2 separate regions of the Homo sapiens genome follow, and region 2 is linked to region 1. A link is a loop called in an ENCODE intact Hi-C map of the cell type or tissue named here. Cell type or tissue: GM12878. All regions are shown on one strand. Links, peaks and the distances in the headings refer to the core of each region. The heading gives the core; the rest is flanking DNA. Region 1 has its middle 110 kb from the start of ASIC2-AS1. Region 2 has its middle 99 kb from the start of ASIC2-AS1.

Evidence for each region. Hi-C counts contacts between places; a loop is a spot of excess contacts. Peaks named below come from ENCODE experiments on the same cell type or tissue, not always from the same donor. Only the 100,000 strongest peaks of a DNase experiment are listed, where the experiment ranks them.
Region 2: a loop joins it to region 1, with 4 times the contacts of the local background. A loop is called at or near these places in 1 of 110 quality-filtered maps.

Annotation. Positions count from the first base shown.
Region 1 is chr17:33,664,419-33,668,816 of GRCh38, forward strand. It overlaps a transcript of ASIC2 not described here. Among named protein-coding and RNA genes, the nearest start is that of ASIC2-AS1, 110 kb to the left of the region's middle. In GM12878, for the core only: no CTCF peak of the experiment used is centred there; a DNase peak (open chromatin) is centred at 2,773.
Region 2 is chr17:33,457,375-33,461,772 of GRCh38, forward strand. It overlaps a transcript of ASIC2 not described here. Among named protein-coding and RNA genes, the nearest start is that of ASIC2-AS1, 99 kb to the right of the region's middle. RefSeq lists an enhancer at 1,751-1,800. In GM12878, for the core only: a CTCF peak has its summit at 1,830; a DNase peak (open chromatin) is centred at 1,997.

The DNA of each region.
Region 1 (4,398 bases), core at 324-4,323:
ATCAATATGCCCCACTCTGCAGTTTGGTAGTTTCCAAAGTGGAGTATACAAGATGATCCAATGAGAGCTGAGAAGATAAAATGAGAATTCCCATTGACATTACTCTGATCTAAAAATGTAAAATTAAGCCTCACATATTTCATATACACATTGACACTAGTGCCTCCACTTGGCCCACTGTCAGGCAGCCAAGTGTCACATATGGTCCCCGAGCATCCAGAGAAGAGTGGGAAAAAGTCCAAGAAATGGACAGTTGATAGAGCAGAGCTCCCCCCTCTTCTTTAACTTGCAGATACATTGTGATGGACTCAGTTCACGTGTTCCCAGCAAAGAGGATTTTTACAATATATTGTTGAGTTTTAGTTAAATCAACCCTTACAAAATAGACAAGTGGCTTCAAAAGATTCCCGCAAGAAACCGTGAGCTGAAAATGATGTGAGCAATGCAAGCACAACAGTCTTCCTGGTGCTATCTCACCATCAGCCAGATTTCTAGGCTAAAAACCACCCTCATCTAATCAGGTCCAAAAAGAAAAAGCCCAAAAAGCTGCAATTGTTAAAGTGACTCTTTGAAATATCCAAGCATATAATATCATTCATGATGTTTTGTCAATAAAAATTTTATTTTTTTTTTTAAGACAAAGAAACAAGAGGCTCAGAAAGGTGAAATGAGTTACCCAAGGTCACACGATTCCTCAATTTCTGGGCTCAGACCGTGAAGGCAGGGCTTAAGCATTTTAAGGAGATACTGTTTATTTCCTCTCTTCCTCATTGTTTGAAAGTTTCCATTTTGTGCATTTTTTATTATTCTCACAAACTATTGGAAATGTGGTCCATATATACAATTTATGCATAAATGCATATACATATTTCGAGGTGTACTCAAAAGTATGTACTGATGGGGGTGTCGAATTCCAATTCTGTAGACAATGGCACCGTGATGTAAAGCCACAGAGACCAAAGACCATAACATTTTACTTATCGTTGGCACAGAGGGTAGGGTAGGAATGGCGTACCCATGTCGAGGGTTGGCATTTAGGTTCTTCAGGGCAGTTGTTTCTACTTGAAACTATAGGACATATTGAGGCCAGATCTTGAACAAATTAACAATCTTTTAAGAAAAGACAAGGTTTCAATGCAAAGCAAATGTGGCTGCCAACGCTCTTGATTCAGACATTGCAGTTAGAAAATCATCTTTTGTTGCTTAAGTGTGCTCTCAGAATCTCTCTTCCCAATCCACATTGGAACAGATAATCCAAGTATATTTTCCAAGCAAGTTCAGTGGTCTTTCCACAGAAGAATTCTGGTGAATAAGATTTTCTCCATCTAATTGCTCAATGAAGGGAGGAGGCAGAATTAAATATTCAGAGGTCTCGAGGGGAGGTTGGGAGAGGGAGTATCTCCCTGTGGCTGCATTCTCCAAATTGACTTTTGCTTCTCTCTCCAGAGACTGTTTGGGCCTCACCACCTCAGCAAAACCTTCCCTAAGTGCCCAGGCTGGGTTAGGGGCCCCTTCTCTGTGCGTGCGACTATGTATTTCTTGGGAAATACATAGGATTACATACAGTAACATATATTTACATACAGTGTGAGCTCCTGGACTTCTTTTCCATGTCTCTGGCACCCGACGTGAGAATGGATGTCTGGTGGATGTTTCATAAATGTCAGAACCATCTTGTCATTTGCCCATTTTCCCCCCACATAACCAGATTGTTCTTTCCTGGTTTGATTATAAGCTCCTGGGGAACAGACCTTTGTCTCTACTACTGGGATGAACATATGTTTTATACACAGTAGGCACTCAATAACTACTACTTGTTGATTGATTGACAGATTGCTAGAGGACTGAATTCCCAACAACCAGTACAATAGCTGGCAGAAAAGGAAACGTTAAAACAAAATTAAGAAACGGGCAGAGTTTGGGGAGATTTTGAGTGTGTGGGTGGCAGAAGGTACTTTTAGGTTGGGGTCACAGTGCAGCGGGCCGAGCACCAAAGCACAGATATTCTAGAACTGGGGTTCTACATCAGACTACTACTGTGAGAGCCAAGAGGCTCAAAGCCCCCAGAGGGTGACTCATTCTTCCAGCCCTCCGCCTCCTCCTGCCTGTCCAGGTCATCTTGATCATCCCATTATCAGAACTGCTGGAGGAATCATCTGGAAGGCTTGAAGTGACTGGGGGGCATCCGCTGGGTTGTGAGAGCTGCTCGGAGGGTCCCTTGTCTGTCCCAGTCCACCTCCTCCACCCACCTTATGCTGTCACCCCCTGCCCAGGACTGGACCTCCATTCAACTCTTCTGAGCAGAAGGAGCAGAAACCATCCTATCTCTGCACTGGCCTGGAATGGACAGTGCTCCCCAGCATGGTTCTAGGGAGTTGCTAAGGTCTGCTGCCCCAGAATCGTTTCTCTGCTGGTCTGCTGTGGTTTGGGTTGCCAGATAAACTGCAAGATGCCCAGTTAAATTTGAATTTCAGATCAATAAATAATGATTGTTTAGTATAAGAACATCCCATACAATATTTGGGAAATCCTTATATTAAAATATTATTTGTCGTTTATCTGATATTTAAATTTAACTGGGTGCCCTGTTTTTTATTTGCGGAATCTGGCACCCCTTGTTATGGCTTAAACAGGTGGACTATGGGACTTAGTCAGAAAGCAAAATCAGCATAAAGCGGGTGAGATGGCGTGAGTCACTGATGAGATAAGAACGATTCTAAATCTCAGCCGGAAACCACCTATTGGATGCACAGTGATCCGCTTGTGTGCATCTGGCAGCTTGGAAATTCTACCACGCCCTCGCCAAGGGCACGCTTAGACGCAGGTGTGGTTGGCACGGGTTCTAGAGAGTGCATGGTTAGGTGCTTCCAGCAGTATGGGAGGGCAGGAGGGAGGAAGAAAGGGAGGAAGACAGCGTGCACATGTGCTTTGTGGTTATTGTTAAGTAAGCAGAAACACCCACACAACGGAAGTGCATAGAACACAAGGCTGTTAACCTTATACATATGTTTCTCTCTCTGTCATTCTGTTTTTCTTCCTTTTCACTCATCCTCTTTCTTCTCTTGCTACTTACTTACTTACACAGTCCATGATGGTGGTAAAATGGCCACGTTGCAGAATACAGAGGGGCGTGGGCTTCCGAACCAGACAGCTTGGATTTTGGTTCTGGCTCTGTTGCTTATTAGCTGTGTCATTTAACCTTTATGAAAACCTGTGTTAGTTCTCTATTGCAGCTGTAACAAATTACCAAAAACTTAGTGGCTTCAAAAAACACAAATTTACTAGCTTACAGTCCTACAGATTAGAAGAACTAACCTTCTTCTTACTCAGCTGAAAGCAAGGGTTCACTGGGGCTCACTGGGCAGAAATCTAGTCGTCAGAAGGTCACTGGGATGGTCCCAAGGGGAAAATGGGGGAAATTCTGACAGATTTATTTAGTCACTTTATCTATAAGCACAGCTGCTTAAGGAAACCAAATGGCCTGTTGCCACACACAACCTCGTGACCATTATCGGATACCAGAAAGTCCAGGCCTGCTCAAAACAAGTGCAGACTGGAGTAGGAAAACTACAGTTATCTTTAGATCACCAACATATTATTATAATACTAAAAAATCCTCCCCTAAGAGGAGACCACCGCCATTTTGCATACATATGAGGTAGGAAGAAGCATGTTTGTGAACCGCGCTGGCGTGTCTGGAACTCCACCCTGTGCCTGCCCACATACCTCTCTGTCCAGCATAAAGCTCCCATTGCTCCCCCTGCCTGGAGAGAAGGCATCTTTAGAGCACAAGCTCCCCTTCTCCATTCTTTGGCCATTGAATAAAATCTGATTGCTTCTCCAATCAAATGTTCTTTTTTTTTTTTTTTTTTTTTTTTTTTGCAGCCAGTATAAAGTAGAAAAAGAACACAACTTATTGGTGCCAAGAAGGGCTGCGTTCCTTTCTGGAAGCTCTGGGGGAAAATCCATGCTTGCCTTTTCCAGCTGTTAGAAGCTGCCCACATCCTGTGGGTCAGGAGCCCTTCCTCCATCTTCAAAGTCAGCAGTAAGGGGCAAAGTTCTTCTCATGCTGCCATCTCTCTGGTTTTCCGCAGCCAAGAAACAGTTCCCCAATTTTAAGAACTTGTGATGAGATTGGACCCACCTGGATAGTCCAGGGTACTCTCCCCATTTCAAGGTCCTTAAATTTGATCACATCTGCAAAGTCCCTTTTACCACATAAGGTCACATATTGACAGGTTCCCAGGATCAGGGCATGGATATCTTTAAGAGGCCCTTATTCTGCTGACCTCAGCTTTCACATCCTTATCAGTGCCTATGTCAGAGATGGTTGTGAGGGCAGAGGAGTTAGTACATGTAAAGTGTTGGGACACCGTCTGGTATACAGTAAGTGTTCAT
Region 2 (4,398 bases), core at 160-4,159, 210 kb before region 1:
TAGAGAGAAATATCAACTTCTGTGGAGCTCAAAACCTAATTGGGTGGCAAGCGACTAGGCAAATGATTTCAAGACAATTTATCACCAGAGCCAAAATAATAAATTGCCAATTGAACAACTGCTTCAACAATTCAATTCTATATCCACTTATTAAGAACATACTAAAGGCCAGGCATAAAAATGAACAAGACAAAGTCCCTGCCCTCTAGGAGTTTAGTCTATAAAGGTAGTAGTATTAGTATACACTAATGATGCTGCTGCTGCTGCTGCTGATGATGATGATGGCAATGGTGGTGGTGGTGACGTCAACACCTCAACACTAATAGCTAAGATGTATAGACAGCTTACTACAAGACAGGTGCTGGCCAAGGGCTTTGCATGCATTGTCTTATTTAATTCTTACTGGAGCCTTTTGAGATCAGTCATGTTATTCTCTTATGGATGAAGAAAAGGAGGCTCAGAGAGTTAAGCAATTTGCTCAATGCCACATAATTCCTGGCAGCAGAGTTAGATCTCATACTCAGGTCTGATTCTGGTCAAAGACCTTGCACCCAGCTGCTACACTGCACTACCCTTCCATTTCCAGTTACAATGGAGGAAATAATCACATAAATGCTGTGGTAGAGGAACAAAGTGCTGTGGGGGAAGGGGATTCTGATTCTGACAGGGGTGATTGCTGAAGTCGTCATAGCTGAGGCGTCTTTGGGGCTAGGTCTTAAGGATAAGTAGTAGATCAATGGCAGGTTATGGAGTGGAAGGGGTTCCAGACGGAGGAAACAGCCTGATAGATAGAAAGAAGCCTCGAATCTCTAGGTGTGGTTGGGGAACAAGAAACTAAGAAACTAAGAGGTGTGGTAGGAGGAGAGAGGTCTTGCCAAGAGCTTTAGAGTCAAGAGAGGTCAGAGTAGATTGAGGATCATTGGAGGATGAACTTGTGAGATGCAGCACAAAGGCTAGGGAGCCTCATACTACTTGTTTGGGTAACTCAAGTAATTTATTCCAGGATCTGTAGGGAAAGATTTTTAAAACTTTTATGTTTGGAGTTTTTTCACATGTTTGACTGGGGAGCCAGGAGAGTTGGGTTTTAGTGAAAGGCCAGAACCATAATGGGCTCTGAAGTTGGACCGTTGGGTTTGAATCCCATCTCTATCACTTTCTGACTGTATGATTTTGGCCATAGTTAACACCTCTGTGCCTCAGTTTCCTCCTCTGCATAATGGGTTGTTGGGAGCTGCAAATAGATGAATGTTTATAAAGCAGTTAGAACAGTCCCTAGCACAAAACAAGCACTCATAAAATGATTATTGGTCATGGTTCAAGTACTGGTTGGCCATATGACTTTCTCTATCTGGGCTTCAGAATCCTAATCTATTAATGAAGAGATTGAATAATAATTTCTATGATCTCTTCCAGTCTAAAATGGTCCAAATGACTTCTTTGGTGAGGAAGTATAAGAACATAATATCTTTAATTTTCTTTTCCTTCATTTCTAGTAAAATGAAGAACTAGAGTAATTCAGGGGTGCCAAGCTATGCTGCACAGGGTTTCTGTCCGACTGAACCTTCTTGGAGCTGATAATATTATCAAGACTGATGGTCTCATTACTGGAAAACCTCCACGTTGTCAATAGATATAGACAACGGGGCTCTTCTGGTTGAAATACTAAAACAAACTGTCAATTCTGGTGACCGCATTACCTTCGTTTTTTTGTTTTTTGTGTTTTCTGTTTTTTTTAATGACCCAGAGGCCCCACCATTACTCAAGAGTTTTGATCATCGTCACATGGTTTCGTCTGTGCTAAGTCTGTTGCCTGCTTGGCTAGCCATGGGGGCAGCAGTGAGTGATTCATCACCTGCTACCTGTCCACGACGGGGTCGGTCTGTGCTCTTGCTGAGTATCTGGCCTGTTTGTCAGGCTGTGTGGTTGCCGAGTACTGTGTTCAAGGCACATCTTGTCCCTGAGAGGCTGCCTCCCAGGAGACGCGTGCAGGATCAATGTATCTAATTCATCCAATGGATATTTACCTCATTAAACAGCAATACATTCAAACAGAAAAATGAAACCACACACATCATTAAAGCTAAATACGTTTCCTTTCTTTGTCTTAGTTTTATTTTCTGAAGGGAAATGCAAGTAGCTCTGCATAACGAGAGGCTCATTGCTGGAGCAGGGCGAGAAGCTGAAAGCATCGAGGCAAAGAGAGATAAAAGGATATTGGCTCCCAGCAATATCCCTCCTTGCAGGAAGTAAGCGGTGGTGAATTCATATTTCTACATATTAAGCTGTTCTGTCGGGGTGGGAACACCCCTTCGTCAGTGCAGGGGAGAATGTTGGCAGGGCTGGCCGTGCCTGTGGGGATGAGGTATCTGTCCCTGCCAGCCCAGGAGCAGCAGCTGGCCCTCCAGTGTGGTCTCTCTAGGTGGTTTCCCCTTGCCCTTTCCAGGCTGAGCTCAGACCACATTGTGGGGCAATTGCCAGAAGTGATTGTCTCTAGTGAATGGAGCGCCTCTTCTTTAGAGTGTTAAGGATATTAATTAGGTGGCACCAAGTTCATTTAGTCCTTGGTTTGTAGTTAAATCTGTTATGACCCCATAATCTTCTTGGGATTGTGAAATGGTTAAAAAAAAAACCCAGACTTTTCACTCTCTTTCAGGATTTTACTCAGATTTGTGTGTTTGACAAACTAGCTAGTAGTTTATGCTCTATAGCAGACATTTTTGCTTGCCTCCAACACATCTATTTCTTCCTTTATCCTGACCTCGGTGTCCAGATTTGCTTTGGAGGAACAATCTCCTGCTAGGATTAGCTTCGGGTATTGACCCCACTCTTAATTCTAGGGATGGGTTAGATTGGCTTGAGCTGATTAGTATGTCCTGTTTCCAGGCATGTGACACAATTTGAGCAAATGAGACACAAGGTGCCAAGAAGGGGATGGGGTGGATGGGCTGCCATTCTCACAGGCAGGAGCTGGTAGATGGCATACAAGGAAGCTGGGAGGTGGGAATTAGTGCGGCCCTTTATTTGTATCCTGAGGATGAGGGACATCCTGAGGATGAGCCTGGCACACAAAGGAGGCCAGAATAGAGAGAACAAGGGCTGGCTCTGCCATGACAAAGTGAACTTCTGGAAGAAGCCGTAAGTGAGGCCAGTTTCTCTCTGGGTTGCAAAGGGAAGTTTGCATAATCCTATCCACCACAGAAATGGGGAAAACTAATGGCCAAAGATTATTTAGTCTCATCAACAAAGGAATGCTTTCTGTTTCAAAATGACAGATTCTGTAGGAGCTAATATTTACAGAGAGCATGTGTCAGGCATGAGCTTATATGTTATGACTTGTTTAAGCCCTCAGATGACCCAGTGAGGTGCATACTGTTATAAATCCATTTTACAGGTGAGAAAACTGAGCCACAGAGAGATTAAGTAATTTTCTAAGTCACAGAATAAGTTAAGTGGCAGAGCCAGGATTCAATCTGACATCAGATTTCTCACCATCCTGTGCAACTGTAGTATTCTACAACTCTACGATTTCCAGAAACAGAGCCAATGACTCTTCCCACTGGGAACTATCAACCATCCAGCCAATTTCATTGCCCAGAGCTTTTCAGCTTTTCTCAATTCCATCTCCTTTGCCCAGATGATAATAGTCTGTTGCAGTCACAAATCATCTCGCCTCCTCCTCCACATCTGACACTCTGGTTTCTGTAATGTGCATCTCCCTAGCTCTATATAAGAAATGTAACCAACCCACTTCCACCTGCTCCTCAGCACCTGCTTTTCTACAATAGTCTCAAATGCAAAGTTCACCCACCCAAGGAAGCACTCAGTGGGATTAGATTTTGAAGGAATGAACACTTAACATTCCTTTACGTTTAGATAAAAGTTTTGAAACCTTATTCACCCTGTGACATACTGGTCTTGCCCAGGTCCTGGGGGAGCGCAGAGCTGTGGAATGTTTTCCCATTGCCCTTCTCTATCCTCTGGTCAATTCTATCATGCAGGCACATTCTTGGGCATATTCTCCAAATTCTCCATGCAGGGAGCCCTCCAGATCTTCACACTCAATCTCCTTACACTTTGATATTCCCCAGGGCCCTGCTTCTTGGTGCTGTCCAAGCTCTACTTGCTGTGTGATATGGTGGAAAGATTTGAGATGGGAGCTGCCTGGCATGATCAGGGGCACTTAGAGAGCAATGAAAAAGGGCGCATAATGACAAGCAGTGAACAAGTCATCATAGCATCAATGTTCTAAGAGGGTCCTGACTGATACCTAAGCTTTCCAAATGCTACCACTCTAGAATCTCTTGTTAAGTACATGAGAAGGGTGTGTTTATGTATCTACAGGGGTAATACCCACCCCCTCCACAGCCATTCTCTACCCCTTCCACATCAAGCAGTCAT